Linked DNA regions of Homo sapiens: region 2 is linked to region 1. Evidence: chromatin loops called from intact Hi-C (ENCODE). Cell type or tissue: PC-3. All regions are shown on one strand. Links, peaks and the distances in the headings refer to the core of each region. The heading gives the core; the rest is flanking DNA.

What was found. A loop is a pair of places that touch in the nucleus more often than their neighbours do. Peaks named below come from ENCODE experiments on the same cell type or tissue, not always from the same donor. Only the 100,000 strongest peaks of a DNase experiment are listed, where the experiment ranks them.
Region 2: a loop joins it to region 1, with 11 times the contacts of the local background. A loop is called at or near these places in 13 of 110 quality-filtered maps.

Annotation. Positions count from the first base shown.
Region 1 is chr4:147,864,340-147,869,725 of GRCh38, reverse strand. ARHGAP10 (Rho GTPase activating protein 10) reads right to left here. Exons shown (of 23, transcript NM_024605.4): 6 at 4,770-4,880; 7 at 2,910-3,014. Among named protein-coding and RNA genes, the nearest start is that of MIR4799, 84 kb to the right of the region's middle. RefSeq lists enhancers at 1,574-2,250, 2,251-2,928 and silencers at 2,749-2,798, 2,597-2,821. In PC-3, for the core only: a CTCF peak has its summit at 2,754 (motif pointing right); a DNase peak (open chromatin) is centred at 2,735.
Region 2 is chr4:147,108,229-147,113,614 of GRCh38, reverse strand. No RefSeq gene overlaps it. Among named protein-coding and RNA genes, the nearest start is that of TTC29, 170 kb to the right of the region's middle. In PC-3, for the core only: a CTCF peak has its summit at 2,463 (motif pointing left); no DNase peak of the experiment used is centred there.

The DNA.
Region 1 (5,386 bases), core at 282-5,281:
TCTGAGTTGTAAGAGTGTTTATTAAGAAACAGCCAAATAAAATCAAGAGAGGAATATTTAGAGAAAAAGTTGAGAATGTAGGGAGATTTACTGATGACCACATCCTTAAGTGACAGAGAATACAAAAAAGGCTTTTTTTTTTTCAATAAACTGTCATTTCCCCATTTCTCTACAGAAAATGATCACTGTTGTCAATTGTGTAAGTTCTCAATATATTAAGGATTCCAATCAGGTCATTTTGTGAAACATTTCAAATGATAGCTTAGCTTCAAGGTTTGCTCATAAGATTTCCAGACAGAATATTGCTCATTCCCATCTAAATATTTAATGCCTCTGAAAGTTTTTTGGTTTATATAAGGTAAACAGACGCCCCCCCAACAGGTGTGTTATAAACACACTTCCACAAATAAACGAGCCGTGCAAGGAGTTTCACTCAACATCCCAAGAGACTGATGTTTCCCCACAGCTCACCCCAGAGTCTGAGGCAGAGAGCTGGCTTCAGGGCATTCACCTATGCAGTCCACAGGGCCCTGCGCTCAGAAGAGCTTCTGCTTGCTTTAATGATCAAATGCCTCTGATCTGAAACTCTTAATTATCTCTAAATAAGGGGCACTATCTTCTTCATTTTACCTTGATTCTAGAAGTTGTATATACAGTCCTGCCTGAAGGTTCTCATTCTGGCCAGCCCTGCACTTAACAGATGAGGTCCAGACAGACAAGGTGAATTTCCACAGATTATATAGCCAGTAAGCAGAGGGGAAAACATAAGTTATAATCTCAAGCAGGGGTCCCCAACCCCCAGGCTGCCGACAGGTACCGGTCCATGGCCTGTTAGGAACCGGGTCACATGGCAGGAGGTGAGCGGCAGGTGAGCCTGAGTCCACCTTCTGTCAGATCCGCGGTGGCATCAGATTCTCATAGGAGCATGAACCGTATTGTGAACTGCGCACGTGGATCTAGATTGTGCAGTCCTTATGAGAATCTAATGCCTGATGACCTGAGGTGGAAAAGTTTCATCACGAAACCATCCCCTACCTTCTCCCACCCCCACTGCATCTATAGAATTGTCTTCCTTAAAACCAGTCCCCGGTGCCAAAAAGGTTGGGGACCACTTACGTGAACTATCTACTGTTCTTTTTACATAACTGTTTTCTGCTGCCTGCAAAAATATTCTGAATAATCTCAACATCAGCCAGGCATGGTGGCTCACCCCCGTAATGCCAGGATCTTGGGAGGCTGAGGAAGGAGGATCACTTGAACCCTGAAGTTTGAGCAGCCTGGGCAACACAATGAGATGCCATCTCTACCAAAAAGAAAAAAAATTAGCTGGGTGTGCTGGCATGCACCTGCAGTCCCAGCTACTCAGGAGGCTGAGGCAGGAGGAGTACTTGAGCCTAGGAGGTTGAGGCTGCAGTGAGCAGTGGTTGTGCCACTGCACTTCAGCCTCAGCGACAGAGTGACACCCTGTCTCAAAAAAAAAAACAAAAAAAACTCAACAACATTAGACTCAATATTCTACTACCTGCAGGGACAATTTTGGGGTGACTAGAATGAATCCACACATACCCATTTTGGATTTTTAAGTTTTGTCACATTATAGTCATACCACATATTTTATAACTGTTTTCACAAATTGTGAGACCACAGCAGCAGAAAAAGAATCTACTCCAGAACTCTATCATTAGCCCAGCTGAATGTCCAAACAATCCTCAAATACAAGTTGACACATAAATTATAAAAATAAGGTTTTATCAGCTACACTCCTTAGTATAAGGAACTGTACATAAAAAAAAAAAAAAGTTAGAAACAAAATCTACACAAAAGGTATTCACTCTCAACTTTTTTTTTTTTTTTTTTTTTTTGAGACAGAGTCTCACTCTGTCGCCCAGGCTGGAGTGCAGTGGCACGGTCTCGGATCACTGCAACCTCCACCTCCCGGATTCAAGCAATTCTCCTGCCTCAGCCTCCCGAGTAACTGGGATTACAGGCGCACTCCACCACACCCAGCTAATGTTTGTATTTTTAGTGGAGACAGGGTTTCACCATGTTGGCCAGCATGGTCTCAATCTCTTGACCTCGCGATCTGCCCGCCTAGGCCTCCCAAAGTGCTGGGATTACAGGCATGAACCACTGTGCCCGGCCCACTCTCAACTTCTAATTGTGAAAGAAATGAAGAGCAGGCAACAACCACAGCTTCCCATCCATCTACCTGTGTGTCTTTCACTATGTGCTGTGAGTCTGTCACAAAGCTATCTCACTACATTCCTAATGAGACCTCAAATTACACTCAACATACCCTGACCAGCTTGTCAGTGAGGACGCTTCCAGGATCAACTAGCACTGAGAGGAAAAACATATACCACCTGATCAAAATGACATATAGTGTACTGCTTAATAACATTCTCCTAAATCTCTTTATCCGAGACCTGGCAGAAAGCACACATTTTCCAAAGGAAAATATTCAAGACCAATAGCAACTGTAAACACCAATGCATTAGTAAATATGCATAAAATGTAGGGAAGAAATTCTACTCAAATGATAAGCCTATCTGGGAACAAAAATCAAGATGCCCAGTTAAGTAGTGCATTATAAATTCAATGCCTTAAAGTGGAGTGCTCTTTTGTCTGTAGCAGACATAGCTGATTTAGAGTTAACATAACAAAGCTTATCCTTAGAATTGACCCAGAAACTGCAGGAAAAGCCGCCAGGTGGCAGAATTTCCCAAGCCTCAACCAACTGTAGAGCAGTTGGTCACACCAAGAGTTGACCAGCAGGTGGCAGCATACCCTCAGTTTCTCAGTACAAACAGATCAGCATTGTCTTCATTTAATTAAGGCTTTTCATACAACACACAAATGAAAAATACTTTTCAAACATCTTTTTATAAAGAAAGCTTTCACTTCCTTACATTCTGAATGTTGATCTGTAGTTCCATTTTGTAGTGATTGAAGTCTTTGGCAAGTTCATGGCCCTGATGATAGAAGGTAAACATCCCCTGAAAAAATGACAGCATCTAAGACACAGGAAGAAAAGAGATATTAGCACAAAAAAACTCAGGAGAAAAAAAGAATCATATAAACAACCAAGTGTTCCCCCCGCCATCTCACTGTTATTCCACTGAAATAAACTGATTAAAGGGAAGTCACTAATATTCAAGTAAACACAAGTACATATTATCTATTAATTGGTCTTTATAGAAAATGATGCTTTTTTCCCTTAAATATCACAGCCATTAGACAGCTTATATGGCATGTTCTGCAGGAAAAATTGAATTATTAAGTCATCCATTTGTCCTCTTTAGTCAGGAGAATCCCAATATTTGTAATTGAAATCTTATCACTATAGGTTGACACAATCTTTAAGAAAGTAAAATCACAGAATCAAAGAGCTCCAGGCTCTCCCCAGCCACATCCAGCAGACTGCAACCCCTGTGTTTTGTTGACAAAGATATTCCATGACTTGCCAGGGGCAGCCTCAAACCCGTAATTAAACCTTTACTTTCCTACCAACTCCCAACCTGTCTCTGAATTAGAGGGCTGTTGCCTCTGCTCCACATGTAAGTCAATAAATCTAGAAGTAAAAAGAAGTGATCTGGGGAGACAGTTAAGGAAATCTTGAGATTCATTTTCTTCCAAATGCCACACCGTGGGTGGTTAGGAATCTGGGGCTCTGACACCCAGCAGGCTCCATTCCCAACGTCAGCCATGACCTGTTATGGGACCTTAGGCAAATTACTCAGCCTTTCTCTACTTCTATTTCCTTATCTCCTCATTGAGTTATAGTGTGGAATAATGAGTTCGGTACAACACTTAGAACAATGGCTTGAACAGAGACTGAGCATTATAAATGCCCAATAAAAGCAGGCCATTATTATTATTTCACATTAAAAAGAAAGCTTTGAGGAGGTTGAGTTTTTCTCTAATGGTTTAGGTTAATGACTATCGCTCCAACTAAACCATAGCTCCACAAATGCTCATTTTTAATCATTACTTGGTTATTCTTGTTTCTATAAACCATACTCACAATGAGTAAATTGTATACTGTGTGAATATTATCTTAATAAAGCTGTTTAAGAAAAAGAAACCATTCAATAAGTCGATATTAAAATTAAAATGAATCCTGAGAATGAGATCCAGTGTTTTTTTGCTGAAATCCACATGAAATATCCTTTACATTATGATATATACATTCATGTGCATACATCTTCATATATAAACAACTGAAGCTACTAGAAAACATCTATATAATCACAAACAAAAATCATGTGTTTCTAATATAAGTAAAAAGAAATGTTAGAGTAACTCACAAAATTGTCTCAAATGTTCCATATCCTGCTTCTAAACTTAGATTGCCATAAGCATTGTGAATTGTGTTTGAAGTCATGTTACAAACGATTGTTTAAAGTACCAAAGTTTGAACCGGTATAAACAACCCATGTTCACTCATTCTAGTATAAATTATTTCAGAGAAATTTTTAAAAGATAGAGCTATAGGCTAAGGTGGCAGAAATTGCACATGGTTGCCTTCCTTGAGATCATGTAGCAATGGGAATATTACGTGTATTATCAGTGCAAATACAGCTGAGAACCACTGATTTAGAGGCAATTCCTTGACTTCATGGCTATCTGTGTCTGCCCTTTTTAATATGTCTCTTTCATGTTTATGCACTATGGCCTCTAGTAACTATAAACCATAAATCAGATCTAGGAAAATAAATACTTATCTTACATTGCAAAAATCCACCAGCAAACAACTTGGCAATACTCACAGGTTCCACAAACTCAAACTTCTTTCTTTCTTGGATTTCCTGCAGCTTACACACATACTCGAGAGACAGTTCATAGAAGTGTTGCCGGTTCTGCTCTACTTGGATATCTGCCTATGTTAAAATCACAGAGGTTAGTCAAACTGGAGATGGTGAAAAGTGAAACGCTACATCAGAGGTCATCACACTGTGGTCCATGGGCCAAAATACGGTGTGCTGCCTGATTTTGTAAATAAAGTATTGCAACACAGGTACGACAATTCATTTATGTATTGTCTGCAGCTACTTTCCTGCTGCAACAGCAGAATTGAGCAGGTGCAACAGGAACTTTATGGTCCACAGAAGTCTAAAATATTTACTATCAGTTTCTTTGCAGAAAAAGCTTGTGACTCCTACTCTGTTTGTTGAAGTTGACCCCCAAGAACTGAAGATCAAAGGGACTTCTCTTCTTGAAAAACTCACCCCAACCACAACTGATGCCCCAAGGCTGAACCACATGCAATCACAATCAACAAACATTTCGATGAACAAATCCTCTAGGAATAAAGTCTGCCTGAGAAAGGGCCCAGCACCTCAGCGCTCAGGGAGTGATGGCGGCAAGTGAGAAGGAGCCAGCCATG
Region 2 (5,386 bases), core at 153-5,152, 760 kb after region 1:
GAGTATCTTTGTGATGTTCTCTGTATTTCCTGAATTTGAATGTTGGCCTGCCTTGCTATGTTGGGGAAGTTCTAGATAATATCCTGCAGAGTGTTTTCCAACTTGGTTCCATTCTCCCCGTCACTTTCAGGCACACCAATCCGACATAGATTTGGTCTTTTCACATAGTCCCATATTTCTTGGAGGCTTTGTTTGTTTCCTTTTACTCTTTTTTCTCTAAACTTGTCTTCTCACTTTATTTCATTAATTTGATCTTCAATCACTGTTACCTTTTCTTCCACTTGATCGAATCTGCTATTGAAGCTTGTGCAGGCATCATGAAGTTCTTGTGCTATGGTTTTCAGCTCCATTAGGTCATTTAAGGTCTTCTCTATACTGTTTATTTTAGTCAGCCATTCATCTAACCTTTTTTTCAAGGTTTTTAGCTTCCTTGCAATGGGTTAGAACATGCTCCTTTAGCTCAGAGAAGTTTGTTATTACTGACTTTCTGAAGCCTACTTGTGTCAACTCATCAAAGTCATTCTCCATCTAGCTTTGTTCTGTAGCTGGCGAGGAGCTGTGATCCTTTGGAGGAGAAGAGGCACTCTGGTTTTTAGAATTTTCAGCTTTTCTGTTCTGGTTTCTCCCCATCTTTGCAGTTTTATCTACCTTTGGTCTTTGATGTTGGTGACCTACAGATGGAGTCTTGGTATAGATGTCCTTTTTGTTGATGTTAATGCTATTCCTTTCTGTTTGTTAGTTTTTCTTCTAACAGTCAGATCCCTCAGCTGCAGGTCTGTTGGAGTTTGCTGGAGGTCTGCTCCAGACCCTGTTTGCCTGGGTATCACCAATGGAGGCTGAAGAACAGCAAATGTTGCAGAACAGTAAATATTGCTGCCTGATCCTTCCTCTGGAAGCTTCATCCCAGAGGGTCACCCGCCTATATGAGGTGTCTGTCGGCCCCTACTGGGAGGTGTCTCCCAGTTATGCTACACAGGGGTCGGGGATCCACTTGAGGAGGCAGTCTGTCTGTTCTCAGAGATCAAACACCGTGCTGGGAGAACCACTGCTCTTTTCAGAGCTGTCAGGGAGGTTTAAGTCTGCAGAAGTCTACTGCCTTTTGTTCAGCTATGCCCTACCCACAGAGGTGGAGTCTATAGAGGCAGTAGGCCTTGCTGAACTGCGGTGGGCTCCACCCTGTTCAAGCTTCCTGGCTGCTTCGTTCACCTACTCAAACCTCAGCAATGGCAGATGTCCCTCCCCCAGCCAGGCTGCCGCCTCACAGTTCAATCTCAGACTGCTGTGCTAGCAGTGAGCAAGGCTCCGTGGGTGTGGGACCCACTGAGCCAGGAACGGGAGAGAATCTCCTTGTCTGCTGGTTGCTAAGACCTTGGGAAAAGTGTAGTATTTGGGTGAAATTGTCCTGTTTTTCCAAGTACAGTCTGTCATGGCTTCCCTTGGCTAGGAAAGGGAAATCCCCAGATCCCTTGCACTTCCCGGGTGAGGCGACACCCCACCCTGCTTTGGCTCACCCTCTATGGGATGCACCCACTGTCCAACCAGTCCCAATAAGATGAACCAGGTATCTCAGTTGGAAATGCAGAAATCACCCATCTTCTATGTTGATCACGCTGGGAGCTGCAGACCAAAGCTGTTCCTATTTGGCCACCTTGGAAAGGAGGTGAATCCTGACATTCTTTTGGAAATGTTCTGAAATGATTTCTTTTTCTTCATCTTAGATATAGAATTGGTGGGGGGGGGGCGGGATATGAGCAAGAATGAAATAATGGGTACTGTGTTCCTGGCTTTAGAGAATTATCTTTAAATAAAAATACAACATGAAAGTCCTGATTTATTTTTATTTCTTTTATGTTTGAGATGAAGTTTTGCTCTTGTTGCCCAGGTTGGAGTGCAGTGGGGCAATCTCGGCTCACTGTAACCTCTGCCTTCCAGGTTCAAGCGATTTTCCTGCCTCAGCCTCCCGAGCAGCTGGGATTATAGATGCACACTATCACACCCGGATAATTTTTGTATTTTTGGTAGAGATGGGTTTTTACCGTATTGGCCAGGCTGGTCTTGAACTCCTGAACTCAGGTGGTGCACCTGCCTCGGCCTCCCAAAGTGCCAGGATTATAGGCGTGAGCCACTGCACCTGGCCAGAAAGTCCTGATTTAAATAATAAAGTTCAAGAGTGTGTCCTCTGCCATCCTCGATTTACTAGCTTGCTCTGCTTTAGTGTATCCATCTCTAAAATGGGAATATTATTACTTACAGTTATAAATAGCTGTAACAGAGCATACAGTAATGGTCCTTGAGCTTCTCAGTGTCAGAAGATTCATGTTTTAAACATTTTAAATTCTTCTGCTTATCTATAGCACTCAAGAACATAAAGTGCTTTGAAATAGTCCAATAAAAAGGCCAGGTTTTTTCCTGCTATAGATATGTGGGATGAGGTACATTCAAGTGGTAAATCAGTGACACCCAGTGGCTGCTGCTTTTATATTTAGTTTTTAAATTTTCAATTTAACTTTCTAAAGTTCTGTCCCAAAACAAATGAAAGAAGATGATGAGAGCATGGAAGTTATAGATGCCTTTAAAGAAAGAGTTTCTCAGCAGTGATATGATTTTCCTAGGACATGAGAGCTATTGAATAGCAATACCAAAAATAGAGAGAGTGCAGGACAGTGGAAAACGGTTCTGGGAATTTCCAGCCCCATCATTTGCATGCTATTAAAGAGTGTACTCAAGCTTTCCTGTCACTGTTGGATTTCCCAAGAAACATTCTCATCCTTGAAGTGGCATGTTAACTGCCCAAATCCAGCGAAATCCTTATGTGTTAGAGACAGTTGGGAACATTCACTGGATATTAGACTTCCTAGGTGTAAGCAAGACTTAACTGGAGGTTTAATCCATAGCCCGCACCAAAACTCCCCTCAGTCGTAATATGACTCGCTGTAACTGCCTCAAATCCCCACACACATGAAGTTGAGTAGATTAGCATAATAGAACATGCCGGGCTCAAATCCCAGCTTGCACACTCTGTGGTTGGAGTCTCTTAAGTCACTTAAACCTCTTGGAGCCCTCAGTTGTCCTTCTGTATAATAAAGAATAAAGGCGATAATACTTAACTCATGGGTTAATAAAAAAATATTAGGTTGGTGCAAAAGTAATTGCGTTTTTTTCTCTTCCTTTCTTCCTTTCTTCCTCTCTTCCTCCCTTACTCCCTTCCTTCCTTCTCTCTCTCTCTTTTTGATGGAGTTTCACTCTTGTTGCCCAGACTGGAGTGCAATGGCACCATCTCACTCACTGCAACCTCCACCTCTTGGGTTCAGGCAATTCTCCTGTCTCAGCCTCCAGAGTAGCTGGGATTACAGGCGCCTGCCACCATGCCCGGCTAATTTTTATATTTTTAGTAGAGACGGGGTTTCACCATGTTGGCCAGGCTGGTCTTGAACTCCTGACCTCAGGTGATGCACCTGCCTCAGCCTTCCAAAGTGCTAGGATTACAGGCGTGAGTTACCATGCTTGGCTTGCCATTATTTCAATGACAAACATCTCAGTAACTTTTGCACCAACCTAATAATACATGTAAAGTGGTGGTCATATTACAGGCACTCATCATTGTCCTGATTTGTATCAGCTGACATTCTCTGTTGACCTAGATGCACAATGGCTGCTGAGCAAAACCCTTCTCTGAAACTGGATGAGTCTATTGCACTTTTTAGGTGTTCTGTGATCTGACTCCTCTCTGAGGTAACAGCTTGGATGGAAATGTACTCATTGTCATTTTTTATAATTAGAGAGTGGGACTATTTTCCATATATGACTAGTGTTGCTAAAGTACTTAGGATTTTCTGGATGAAGGACTCTGGAGAAATACTGTATTTAAAAATTCTTAGCTAATAACTTACATTTTAAGGATTAGTATTTTTTCCACATAAAACATTAAAGAAGTTTTAATAGCACAGAGATATGCTAAGTAAGGCAATTAGGTAACAGAGTTTATTAAAAACTACACAAAGGGTACATTAAAACAAAAGGCTCTAGTGCTTAGTTGCTGCTCCTTTTAATTGCTAGATAAATATCTTCAATAACTAGGTTATTAAACTATATACATAGAAATATGGTAGTAATATTTTTAAAAGATGACCTTTTTCTACATTAGTTAAAAAAGTGGAATGGTTAAGATGCCAGGCCTTGCAGCTAGGTGGACTTGAACTTGAATCTTGGATTTTTCCACTTACTGGTTTACTTAGATTCTTTAAGCTTTAGTTTATATAAACAATATAAAATTATGTAGTTTTATGTCATCGATAGAAGGTTGGGAAGAGTGAAGGAGAGCAAGTATGGGAAATACTTAGTATCTGGCACACAGGAAGCACTCAATATGGAAAGTGGAAAAATAGGAACTGCATAGAACAGAGGCTCTTAACCTTATCTGATTCCAACCCTACATAACAAATATTTATTTATATATTTTTACTTGACAAAAATTGTGTATACCTATGGTATCTAGCATGATGTTTTGATAAATGTGCACATTGTGGAATGGCTAAATCAGGCTCTTTAACATATGCATGACATCACATATGTATTTTTTGTGGTAAGTGCTTGAAGTCTTCTTGCAATTTTCAAGTATACAATATATTGTTATTAACTATAGACACCATGATGTTCAATAGGTCTCTTGAACTCATTCCTCCTGTGTAACTGGAAATTTTGTGTCTGTTGACCAATGTTTCCCCAAATCCTTTCTCCCCCAACAAATAGTTTTATATTTTCTTTTCCCTTTACTATCTTAGAAAGAAATTTTAGAGCTAACACAAGATACTACATTATTTAAATTCGAGCACATTAGAGTGCTCTAATTATAACATAAAGGAGAAATAGAGGAAATTGGCAAATGGTGAAATCATAATATGCATTTCATGATAATTGGCAAATGGTGAACTAATAAGCATTTCAACATAATGCTTGGATACAAATGACACCAGAAGACAAAATACTTGTGCTTCCACAGTCATCCTGAGTATGGCAACTAGCCATGCAGAGCTATCCAGCTATGTGACTCAACAAAAAGTAGAACCTTGGTGACTTTTTCAAATAGGAAAAAACCCTTGGTAATATATCAAACAAGGCATAGTGATATTCCCTCACATATGTGGTAGGTGCATTACTGGGAATTTTATATTGGTTTATACAAACTAAATGTATCGTTTATATTTAAACCATACAGAAGCACCATTAGAGTTAAGGTTCTAAGCTAAAAAAGTTATAATCAGATTTTTTGGCCTACACAAACTTGGGATGGAATGATTTTTCATTGTGGGACTGTCTCCTTCATTACACCATGTTGATAATTCTGGACCCCCATCTACTAAATACCAATAGCCCCTACCCTCTAAAT